2 separate regions of the Homo sapiens genome follow, and region 1 is linked to region 2. Evidence: chromatin loops called from intact Hi-C (ENCODE). Cell type or tissue: MCF 10A. All regions are shown on one strand. Each heading gives the region's core, and the rest is flanking DNA. Links, peaks and the distances in the headings are about the cores only. Region 1 overlaps LINC02884 (long intergenic non-protein coding RNA 2884). Region 2 overlaps ST7L (suppression of tumorigenicity 7 like).

Region 1 (5,000 bases), core at 1-5,000, 290 kb after region 2:
CCTCCCTCTAATCCCTGCATGGACCTAATCCCCACATGGAGGAGAAAAGGTGATGGCTACAGGCAGGTAGGGTTTATAAGATGCAGGAAGGGCTGAGTTATGCATTCACAAACATTTCTCCAACTTCGCCAATAAGATAGGTCATTTCTTCTCCTTTGGGGAGAACCAGAGGGAGTGGAGAGAGGATGGAGAGAGTTTTACTGTTCTTTCCCTGGGAATGAAGTGGCATGCCCCTTTCCCCATGGAAACATAGGATGTAGGGTATGGCCCCCTAATATTTGACTTTTGGACAGGAAATAGAAAGGGGCTGTCACAAATCCCAAGGGGTTGGGATTTTTGGTGACCTCCTTAATATTTTTACTACGGTCCAGGGAAGGGTGGAAATTGAGGTCCCTCCACCCCATCTCCTAGCCCTTTCCCTTGCTGACTTCAACTCTCACCCATCCATCCTTTAAGGCCTTTACCCACTTGTCCAAGCTATGTTTGTACAAGTGGGTATGAGGGGTGTGCATATTTTTGGCACTGACTGCCCTTGGAAATATGGACCTGTGGAAGTGGCCTGTGAAGGGCAGGGAATTCCAGTGTCCCAAGTACCCAGAGTGTCATCTACAAGGGAGTTCATAGGCTCTTGGAGGGCATGTTTCTTCACCTGTGGACTCATCACCCTTGAGGAAGGGATAAGAGGGAAGAGGGGTGGGCCACAGGGGTCTCTAAACTGTGGAGCCAAGGGCAGAGGTCCTGGTTACCCAGGTCCAGGGTGGTACTGTATATATGCCCTGCAGCTTTACCGTATACCCATTAATGGGTTTTGCTGACTTCCTGTTCCTGGAGATGTTCCTATTAGAAGATGCCAAGGGCAGAAGTGCAAGCACAAGTGGAATTGCAGACCTGGGACCTTCTCTTTAGTTTTAACACCTTTCTGATTCCAGCCAAGAATGTGTCGTGATTCCAAAACACACTCAACAACGATGTGTTAGGTCTATTTTGGTTTCTGCATTGATTCACAATGAATAAAAATTAAGTTGGTACTAAATTTTATGGACTCATTTTTTAAAAATTCCTCCCTTTTGAGCATTAACTAGATAGTGCCTGTGGAAGCTGAAGACAATTTTAATTAGCATATTATCACAGCAAAGAGGAACCCTGATAATTGCTCGGCAACCTCAAGTTGCAGCCTTCTCTCACCCGGCAACACTCCTCCAAGTACTTGTCTCTGTACACCCTACCCATCCTTTAGCACTCCCAAGACTCATTTTTATTACAAAGTCATCTCCAGTCACAGTACCCCTATCTTTTGCTTGTCTAAACTTCTAGATATGTGCCAACAGGACATTCCCACCCTTACCCCATCCCAGGTTGCTTATATTAGTAATGAACTTCCATGTCTATGCTTTGTCTTCCTACTAGGTTCTCCTGGTAAGTAACTGGAAGGTAGGGATAACATCTCAAGGAGGTTCTTCCTAATAACCAGGTGACTTTCCTTATATTCTAATGAGTTCCTAAGTAGAAATGAAAGAGAGAAGTGAGAGAATAAAAGCACTAAGTAGCAATTAGTCATGTAGCTCACGTGCTGTAGAGGAAGACAGAGCTGTTTTCTAGGGTAATGGTTTTTAAGCGTTACTGGTCCTTAGACTCAACTGAGAAATGTGTACAAAATGCAGACACCCAGCCCTCCTGCCTCAGAGACTCCCAGTAATTCTGATGCAGATCAAGATTTGAAAACAACTTCCCAGGGGTATGACTTGCAAAACCAACCCTACTGACAAGAAATATCACATGAATTTTTAAAATACTGTTTTTTTTTTAAAGAATAAGAAGTCTCCTATGAAAGTTGACAAAGTACAAATAGAATAAGTTCTCTTTGCACACACACCTATAAAAATGATACTAACAAATATACATGTCAAATGCAAAATTGGCTACTTCATTTGAGCTGGTAGGTTTAATTCACTTATAATTAATCCTAGGTTTATTTTCAGCTCTGACCAGTTTGCATTTGACCTTCTTACCTGTCCTCATGCTCTCTGTTGTTTCTGTAGTTTTACTCATTAACTGTTGGATTTGATAGCCCTAACGCGGACTCCCAGGTCAGGCTTGCTCACTGACATGCCCAGCACAGAGTCCTGCCTTCCGCCCACTGCCTGAGTGCTTGTCTTGACATGTAGGAACATTCTTTCACTCCATTGCTTTAATCAGGGTTTAAGACATAGAAGAAACATTTTAAATTGTCATATTCTTTATGCTTATTTAAAAATCCAAAGTATAAAGTAAACGAATAAATGTATAGTTTATTTCATCTCTCAAATGACTCAAAATATCCTCTAGACTTCAGACACACAGTTAGAAAACCATCCTTTGAAGTTGAAAAATGAGAACGAGGTTAGAATACATATAACTAACCCACTGTGAGTTTGTAAATGTATTTTCAGTGAGTTTAGATTAATTTGCAAATCTTCTTAAGAAACAAAGATGTCTCCCACGTCTTTCCAAATTAAAATGTGATGTGAAGAAAAGTTGTATAATTAATTGTAACATGTTTGAGGTGATGTTGTCAAACAGAAGGTTGGGTACTGTCTTGAGTCCAGATAAAAAGGAACACCAATAAACATTTGCCAGCACATGCACCTGCGATTTCCATCTATTTCATCAGTATATTCTTAGAACAGAGAACGGGTATGTTCAAACAGAACATATGTTCCAGAACAAGACAACATTTTTAATAGGAATACTCTCAAAGTTTCAGTTCTATACTTGGCTTCTTAACCTGGCCTTATGGGTTTTCATTCACTTATATTTTGTCTCAGATTTCTTGTTTCTTACTAGTTTTTTTTTTTTTTGGCACTTTTATAATATTCTGATGAACTGTTGCTTTAAACTTCCATTCTAAGATTGGCTATTGAAACCAGTTTCACTTTCCACTAAGACCTTATATTCCTTTTGCCCTGGTTCTACACTTGCCACTAGGGAGCTTTTGGCCTAGCCACGAAGAGGGGACTCCTGGCACTCTTTCAGGAAGAAGGCAGGGTGGGCAGTTTTACCTTCAGTTCCAGAAATGCAAACCTCTTGAGAGCTGAATGTGTTCTTGCATCCTCAAAGCAGTACCAGGAGAAGAGCCATATTTGGAGGCAAGTGTTGGGCATATCCAGCCTGGGCAGCCACTTCCTGAGCCTCTCTCCAGTCACCAGGCAGTAAATGGTTTATAGACACAGAGGGACTGGTATGTCTAATTAGAAGACAAGAAGCTAAGGGTACACTGCCAGCCAAACAATAAAGTGGTAGCAAGCATTTAATAATGATAAGTAATAATGACTTTTTGTTAATTATGATTAATGGTTCATTATTTAAGAATATCTAGGCATTATTTTATGCATTTTTACATCTAGAATTTTATTTCTCAAAATAACCCTATGAAGCAGGCATAATATTATCATCATTATAGAGATAAGGAAACTGAAGCAGAGAGTAGTTAAGCAACCTTTCCAAGGCCACACAGCTAGTAAGTAGCAGAACTTGGATTCCAACCCCGTCTGATTCCACGATGAAGATTTTTTGACCAGTGTGTTATACTATCTTCTGTGTATTACAGGGTAGGGGACACTGACATTCAGAGTTGTAACAAGGCCTGGGGTTAATTAACCTGGACTCTGGGCTTAGAGTATTATGACCCATGCCAGGCCCCAACAAGTGCTGGGCTTGTGTTGCTGAAACGGCTTCTTGCCCTGGTTAGGATGAGTCCTGGAACCAACGAGGCCCGAGGCCACAGAAAGAGGATGGATCTGGGAAAGACATAAGCTGACAGCCTCTTCATTCCCTCACTTAATTTCAACTTTGTACAAAACAGCTGCTCTTTATAGATGTGTTGTTTAATTGACTGATTGAAACTAGAATTCAAAATGACCCAAGGACAGTGCCAACATTTCTCCAAAGGAGGGGCTTAACAGATGACAACTGGTTGAGAAAAGAGGAGGCAGGCAACGGAACTGGTCTTGTAGTTACTTTGTACAGTCAACTATGGTTTTGTTTTAAAAAGTATGTTTATTTGGGGTAGCTTGGGAGCTGATGGAGATTTGGCAGGAAGAAAGAACCTTCTCTGAGACATTTCCTGGTTCCGCCTCTGGCGAGTGCTGAATGTGGATGTTATTAACATGTTTGTAAGTTCAGTGGCATCCATGTACATGTGGTGTAATGGTGTGCTGGCACCCTCGGATATAGAGAATAGCTGGGCACTTACAGCTCCAAGTGGTTTTGAAAGGCAGGGGCACGGCTAGTGTGTCTGAAACCTACCTAACTGAGAGCCGAACAGGAAGAGCTCAGGAATCTGCACTCTGGGATAGAAGTGTGCTTAGTTTAGTGATCAAGAGTGGATAAAATTCCATTAGAGGTAAATGTTGTCAGACAGCAGCCTGGAAAGATATATTTTAAGCTGAGAAATTACTTAATAAATTCAGACCAACACTCTGTGACATTTCCCACAAGACTTTAATGCTGTTTACAAATTCCAGAGAACACCCTGAGTCGTTTCTGGCATGGGCTTATGATTTATTTCAAAGGAAAATGGGACAGAGTGTGTGGGTTTGTGTTTAATGTGAAAAGGGATTTGGAGATGAAAAGTCAACTGGCATGAAAGATTGCAGGGCAAATGCAAAGCAGCGGAGCATGTGGGTGGCCTTGGAGCATATAATAGGGTGTTGAGAAGGGAAGGGGCCTCTCACCACTCAAGCACTAATCAAATAGTTGCATTTGCACAGGCCAGTAATGCATTCAAGAGGGTGAGTTGGAGGCAATGATAGATCCAGGGTTTCTGAAGCACTTGAATCCCAAGACTTTCATATGAAGAATAGGCAGAGCTTCCACCCTAAGGAGGGAGGGCAATTATATTTCATTCTCCACAAAAGTCAACATTTAGAGGGCACGACCTTCATCTGCAATGAGACGGACTTCAGTTAGACCAAAGGAAGTTATACAGAAAGAAAATAAGACCTTGGGCTAAGAACGTGAAG
Region 2 (7,249 bases), core at 1-5,000:
TGATCTCGGCTCACTGCAACTTCCGCCTTCCAGGTTCCAGCAATTCTTCTGTCTCAGCCTCCCGAGTAGCTGGGATTACAGGTGCCGGCCACCATGCCCGGATAATTTTTGTATTTTTAGTAGAGATGGCATTTCACCATATTGGTCAGGCTGGTCTCCAACTCCTGACCTCAGGTGATCCGCCTGCCTTGTCCTCCCAAAGTGCTGGGATTACAGGCGTGAGGCACCGCCCTGGCCTAAAGATCCTTTATATGGTTATAATAATTATAAATTATTATTACCTATGGATTAGCATTTCCAAAATGTATTCAGCATTTGAAAAGAGTTACCTATTCAAACAAGTTTGGGGAACACTGCATCTCCCAATCTACTTTTAAGAGATTGACAGTATTTATTTACATATTAAAGGCTTATTGTAAACTGTAGTCAGGGAGGGCTTGGGGTGTGTTGGAAATTAAATGCCTGCAGAGCCCAAGTTGGTAACAAAAATGAGTGAAATGGATAGAGTTTAATAATTAAATTCTTATTTCTTTGAGGACTGGGTAGCCTGGACAGTGCATGCCCCTTCTAAAAGAGGCTAAAGCTAATTGTTGCCATATAGACTTGGAACTAGTATTACCAGGTTTTTCAATTTTTCAAATGATTTAAAGAGAACCCAGACAGGCCGGACGTGGTGGCTAACACCTATAATCCCAGCACTTTGGGAGCCTGAAGCAGGCAGATCACTTGAGGCCAGGAGTTCAAGAACAGCCTGGCCAACATGATGAAACTCCGTCTACTAAAATACAAAAAATAACTGGGTATGGTGGTATGTGCCTGTAGTCCCAGCTACTCGGAAGGCTGAGGCATAAGAATCTCTTGAACTTGGGAGGTGGAGGTTACAGTGAACCAAGATCTTGCCACTGCACTCCAGCCTGGGCGACAGAGAGAAACCCTTTCTCAAAAATGAATGAATAAATAAGTAGAACCTGGACATACAGTTTTTATATAAAATTTGCCCATTAAAAAAAAATTGAGATGGAGTCTCACTACGTTGCCCAGGCCAGAGTACAGTCGATATTCACAGGCACCATTATAGCACACTGTGGCCTTAACTCCTGGGCTCAAGCCATCCTCCCGTCTCAGCCTCCCTAGTAGCTGGGATTACAGGCATGTGCCACCATGTCTGACTACAGCATTTTAATATTGGCAACATTGGGAAGACTAAAATTTATGTGTCATGAATTCAACTTACAGTTTTTTCAAGCCCCAGTTTCCTCATCTGTTAACTGGCAGTTAATAGCATGAACTTTATAGGATTATGAAGAGTAAATCAGATAATGTTGTAAGTTTATAACATGATAGCTGGTTCAGAATGTACACTTAATGAATTTTGGCCATTATTCTGAGAATTCTCACAATTAAGAAACCTGTTTGGCCTGATACAGTGGTTCATACCTGTAATCCTAGCACTTTGGGAGACCGAGGTGGGGTGATAGAGTTCGAGACCAGCCTGGGAAACATGGAAAAACCCTGTCTCTTCAAAAAAATACAAAAATTAGGCGTGTGTGGCGCACCTATAGTCCCAGCTACTGGAGAGGCCAAGGTGGGAGGATCACTTGAACCCTGGAGGGAGAGGTTACAGTGAGCCAAGATGGTGCCACTGCACTCTAACCTGAGTGACAGAGCAAGACTCTGTTTCAAAAAACAAAAACAACAAAACTGTTTAACTTTAATTCAACTTTTCCTTGAAGAAGATATTTTTAATTTAAAAAAAATAAAATATTTTTTATAATTCACGTTAACATCCCTAGGATGTCATGTTTACTAGTGTACACTTTGGAACAATACTGCTGCAGATAAAAATCTTAAGAAGTTTTATGCCATGCATAGCCAATAAATTTTTCTCTTCCCTTTAAATTTTTATTTATTTTTTGTAGAGACAGAGTCTCACTGTGTTGTTCAGGGTAGTCTCAGACGCTTGGGCATAAACGATCCATTCTCCTCGGCCTCCCAAAGTGCTAAGGTTCCAGGCGTGAACCACCATGCCCAGCCTGTTCTTTTTTTTATCTCTAGGTGGTGCTCTCCAGCTGTAGTAGAAATAGCATTTGTATTGGATCTATTTTTTTAAATAGGGACTAAATACAGACCATTTTGTTAAAGTGAAATGCCAAACAAGAACGAGATTTTTCTCTTGGCTAAAAAAAATAGAAGCTATTGAGGAATTCAGGATTAAAACTACATGTTAATATAAGCCTCATAATTTAACATAAGCATATTTTAGCATGTTTAGTCCATAGCATACAAAAGTCTAAGTAAAGACGATAAACTGTCTTTAAGCCAGGCACGGTGGCTTACACCTGTAATCCCAACACTTTGGGAGGATGGAGTGGGAGAATCCCTTAATGCCAGAAGTTTGAGACCAGCCTGGGCAACAACAAGACCCTGTCTCTATTTAATATGGTTTTTGTTTGTTTGTTTTAAAGAAACTATCAATATTAAGCAGCTGATATAGTGGAAAAAGCTCTGGTTTGGGAACCAGAAGATAAAATTTTGAATCTTAACTCTGCCACTTACTAGCTGATAATTTTGGGCAAGCTACATAAACTGTCTAAGCTATAATTTCCTCATTTATAAGAGGGGGATAACTTATATATATGATGTCTAAAACCTTGTAAAAAACTTTTTGTGGCCAGGTGTGGTGTCTCGTGTCTGTACTGCCAACACTGTGGGAGGCTGAGGCAGGAGGATTGCTTGTGGCCAGGAGTTCAAGAGCAGCCTGGACAAATGAACAAGATCTGGTCTCTGTATAAAATTTTAAAAATTTAGCGCGTTGTGGTGGCGCATTCCTGTAGTCCCAGCTACTTCAGAGACTGAGGTGGGAGGATTGCTTGAGCCCAGGAAATCGTGGCTGTGGTGAGCTGTGATCATGCTACTGCACTCCAGCCCGGGCAACAGAGTGGACCTTGTCTCAACAACAAAACAACAACAACAAAAACCCAAAAAAACCTTTTGTTACTCTTTATAAAACCGCATTTTAAATATACACAAATTAGGAAATTCAAGTAACATTTTAAAGGTTAAACTGTATTATTACCCTTGCAATGTTGATGGGTTTTTATTAGCAAAGGTTGTTGTGTTTATAATTTCTTTTACCACCTGGATTTAACAAACTTGTATATACATATAATCACATATACATGTATAAAGAGATATATTTATGAATCAGTCTGGTGTAATGGTTGGAAGCTCCGAAGTCAGGCAAACCTGAATAAGAATCCCAGCTCTGCCAGTTACCAGTGATGTGAACTGTTATTTAAATTTGGAATGTGTGTCCTCATCTCTAAAATCAGTTGTTATAAAAATTAAATGACATAATGCATGTCAAGGATTGGCATAATGTGTGGCTCATAGAAAGCTTTTGATAAGTATTTGCAGTTATTATTACCATTGTTCATTTGTGTTAAAAAGTTGACTCAAAAGTTGAAAAAAGCCCCTAACTTCATACTCATTCATTAGAAAACCCACCTGCACTTTGTATGGTGAAGGGAAGTGTGTTGTTGTTGCCCTTGATGGTACTTATCTTCTCTTTTTTTTTTTCGAAACAGTGTTTTACTCTGTCACCCAGGCTGGAGTGAAGTGGTACAATCACAGCTCACAGCAGCCTTGACCTGCTGAACTCAAGCAATCCTCCCACCTCAGCCTCCAAAGTAGCTGGGACTACAGGCACACACCCTCACACCTGGCTCATTTTTTTTATGTTTTGTAGAGATGGGGTCTCACTATGTTGTCCAGGTTAATCTCAAATTCCCAGCCTCAAGTGATCCTCCCACCTCAGCCTCCCAAAGTGTTGGGATTATAGGCATGAGCCACCGTGCCTGGCCCTATCCAATTTTCTTAGCCAAGATTTATTCAATATAAACCTTTTCTGTCACATGAACAGTTTCTGCTTGTGTAAAGAAGTTTTATCTCACTTCTTAGTAAAATATATGGTAGAAGTCAAACCATGGCCTCATTTGGTGGTAATTCTTGCTAACTTAAGAGTGAGCAGAAAGAGATACCATTTTAGACTGAGCATAAAACATTAGTGACATGATAGAAAAAATGCTGCACCATGATTTTCTCACACTTTCCTATAAACGTTGTGGCATGTAGTCAGCGGGCCCCAACATGACTATACTTTTGGCACCTATGTAGCATATTTGTTCTGTTATTTACTGAAGCAAAAAAATAACATTCCTACAGATTTGAAAATGCTGATTTTTTTGTGATGGGTTCTGTTTGTGGTCATAGTAAAATAGTTTTCAAAAATATTATAATCTGGCCGGTCATGGTAGCTTACACCCATAATCCTAGCACTTTGTGAGGCCAAGGAGGGCAGAGCGCTTAAGCCCAGGAATTTGAGACCAGCCTGGGCAACATGGCAAAACCTTGTCCCTACAAAAAACATAAAAATTAGCTGGGCATGGTGGCACATGCCTGTAGTCCTAGCTACACGGGAGGCTGAGGTGGGATGATCACCTGAGCCCAGGGAGGTCAAGGTTTCAGTGAGCTGTGATCATGCCACTGTACTCCAGCCTGGTGACAGTGGGATCCTATCTCAAAACATTTTAAAAAAAGGAAATAAAAAGATTAAAATCTCTTAGTTGTGCATATGCTTTGTTTATTCTTTAAAGTAATACATGTATCCACTACATTTGGCAGAAGACTAGTCTGTCAGGTGACTTTTTTTTTTTTTTTTTTTTTTTTTGAGACAGGGTCTCACTCTATTGCCCAGGCTGGAGGGCAGTGGTGCAATCTCAGCTCACTGCAGCCTTGACCTCCTTGGGCTCAAGAGATCCTCCCACTTCAACTTCCTGAGTAGCTGGAACTGCAGGCATGCACCACCTCACCCAGCTAATATTTTATTTTTATATTTTTCTGTAGAGATGAGGTCTCACTGTTTTGTCCAGGCTGGTCTAGAATTCTTGGGCTCAAGCGATTCTTCTTGAGGATCCCTCTTTTGGGACTTCTTGGCCTCCCAAAGTGCTGGAATTACAGACGTGAACCACCGTGTCTGGCCTGGTTTCTCTTTTTATATCAGTGATAAACCATGGAAATAGAAAGAAATGAATATCCTGATTTTTAAATGGTTCAATATGGGAATCAACTTGACCTTAACCTTTATTAATAATTTTGCCAAATACCAGAGTAGTACTTTTTGCTTCAGAAAGCACTTTCTTATAATTCTTGTTAACCACATTTAGCTGAGGCTCTGAGATATTAAGAGATTAAGTGACTTGCCCACAGCACACAGCTAATAAATGACTGATTTGGGAGTTAAAACATGGGCATGCTGATGCTAGTCTAGTCTGTTCATCCACTATGCTTATTATTTGAAAACTGTTTATGCTGCAGATAGAATAAAATGACAATGTAACTTAACAGAGTTAAATTACTTATAGATTAAAATGCTTCTTTCTGTTTTTAATGCTTTATTACATATGCCTAGTTTTGCTTAAGCTTGTCTAAATTTTATGACGGAACTATAAAAAATGTATTTCACTTTTACGTGACATGTTATTGGTGAATCTTGTGTTTGTATGTTTTTTTCTTTTTGAAAGGAGAGTGCATTTAAAATGCTGAATTGAACAGGACATCTTGAGAGAATGTTTTAATTTGAGCTCATGTATCTGCTGATCGATTCTAAGTGCAGGATATTTTCTGTTTGTCATAGATATTTGAATGGTGGTACTTCCATAAGCATGGCACATCTTTTATTGAGCAAGTATCTGTAAGCCATTTGCAACCACTGATGGGAGGAACAGAGAGCAGCATTTCAGAACCAGGTTCTCCTTCGAGGAACAGAGAAAATGAAACCAGCAGACAGAATTTGTCAGGTGACTACTTTTCTAATGTGTTTTCAGAGCTGTGTATTTAAGATTGAGTTTGGCTCTGGGAGATAGAAAACTCAAAACAGCAGAGTGCTGTGGTGTGCATGTTTGTGTTTCCCCCAAAATTCTAATCACCAATGTGATGTTACGAGGTAGGGTCTTTGGGAGGTGATCAGGTCATGAGGGCAGTGCCCTCAGGGATGTGATGAATGCCCTTATGAGAGACCCCAGAGAGCTGCTTGCCACTTCTACCGTGGGAGGACACCACGAGAAGGCGCCGTCTGTGAACCAGAAAGCAGACCCTCACCAGACACCAAATTTGTTGGTACCTTGGTCATAGACTTCCCAGCCTCCAGAACTGTTAAAAATAAATTTATACTGTTTATAATCTACGCAGTTTGTGATATTTTGTTATAGCAGTCCAAATGGACCAAGACACAGAAATTTGTCTTTCATGTTAATATAGTTAGTCCATGGCTAGTATGGAAAACAATAATCATCAGATACCCAGACCCCTTCTATTTTGTTAGCCTGCCATCTCCAAATGTAGTTTTTACTTTGTCGTGTAAGACTGTTGCTCTTGCTTCAGCCATCATATCCACATTCCAATCAGTAGGAAGGAAAGAAATCCGGGGTAAGGTCACTACTTCCCTCTACTCCACCCCACAGAAGCCAAGGACTATTCTCAGAAATGTTACATACTATTTCACCTTACTTCCTACTGGTCAGGTCTGTTTCATATGGCCATTACTAGCTATAAGGAAGGCTAGAAATTTTCATCATTTTCTCAGTGTATATATATATATACGCCCAGCAAATCAGGGAATCTTATGACTAATAAAGGAGAGAACAGAAACAGCCATCTCTGCCAAGAGAGAAAAGTAGGAAAAAAAATTTTTTTCAGTATACTTAAAAAGGCATCAAAGTCTCAGCTCTTCATGGATGGATATTCCATTGTCATACTTTTATTGTAGACTGTTCCTCTATTTGTGTCGAGTAATCGCAAATTTATTTATTTATTTAGTTAGAGACAGAATCTTGTCTGTTGCCAGGCTGGAGTGCAGTGGTGCGATCTCGGCTCACTGCAACCTCTCCTTCCAAGTTCAAATGATTCTCCTGCCTCAGCCTCCCGAGTAGCTGGGACTACAGGCATGCACCACCATGCCTGGCTAATATTTTGTATTTTTAGTAGAGATGGGGTTTCACCATATTGGCCAGGATGGTCTCAATCTCTTGACCTCATGATCTGCCCACCTTGGCCTCCTAAAGTTCTGGGATTACAGGCGTGAGCCACCATACCCAGCATTTTTTTTTTTTTTTGAGACGAAGTCTCTGTAGCCCAGGCTAGAGTGCAGTGGTGCAATCTCAGCTCACTGCGACCTCTGCCTCCTGGGTTC

Evidence for each region. Hi-C counts contacts between places; a loop is a spot of excess contacts. Peaks named below come from ENCODE experiments on the same cell type or tissue, not always from the same donor. Only the 100,000 strongest peaks of a DNase experiment are listed, where the experiment ranks them.
Region 1: a loop joins it to region 2, with 9 times the contacts of the local background. A loop is called at or near these places in 1 of 110 quality-filtered maps.

Annotation. Positions count from the first base shown.
Region 1 is chr1:112,316,958-112,321,957 of GRCh38, reverse strand. The region is part of intron 1 of LINC02884 (long intergenic non-protein coding RNA 2884); the gene reads left to right. Among named protein-coding and RNA genes, the nearest start is that of LINC02884, 41 kb to the left of the region's middle. RefSeq lists an enhancer at 1,517-2,716. In MCF 10A, for the core only: no CTCF peak of the experiment used is centred there; a DNase peak (open chromatin) is centred at 2,117.
Region 2 is chr1:112,609,450-112,616,698 of GRCh38, reverse strand. It overlaps ST7L (suppression of tumorigenicity 7 like), which reads left to right. Exons shown (of 15, transcript NM_017744.5): 3 at 5,696-5,858. Among named protein-coding and RNA genes, the nearest start is that of ST7L, 6.1 kb to the left of the region's middle. In MCF 10A, for the core only: a CTCF peak has its summit at 2,057; no DNase peak of the experiment used is centred there.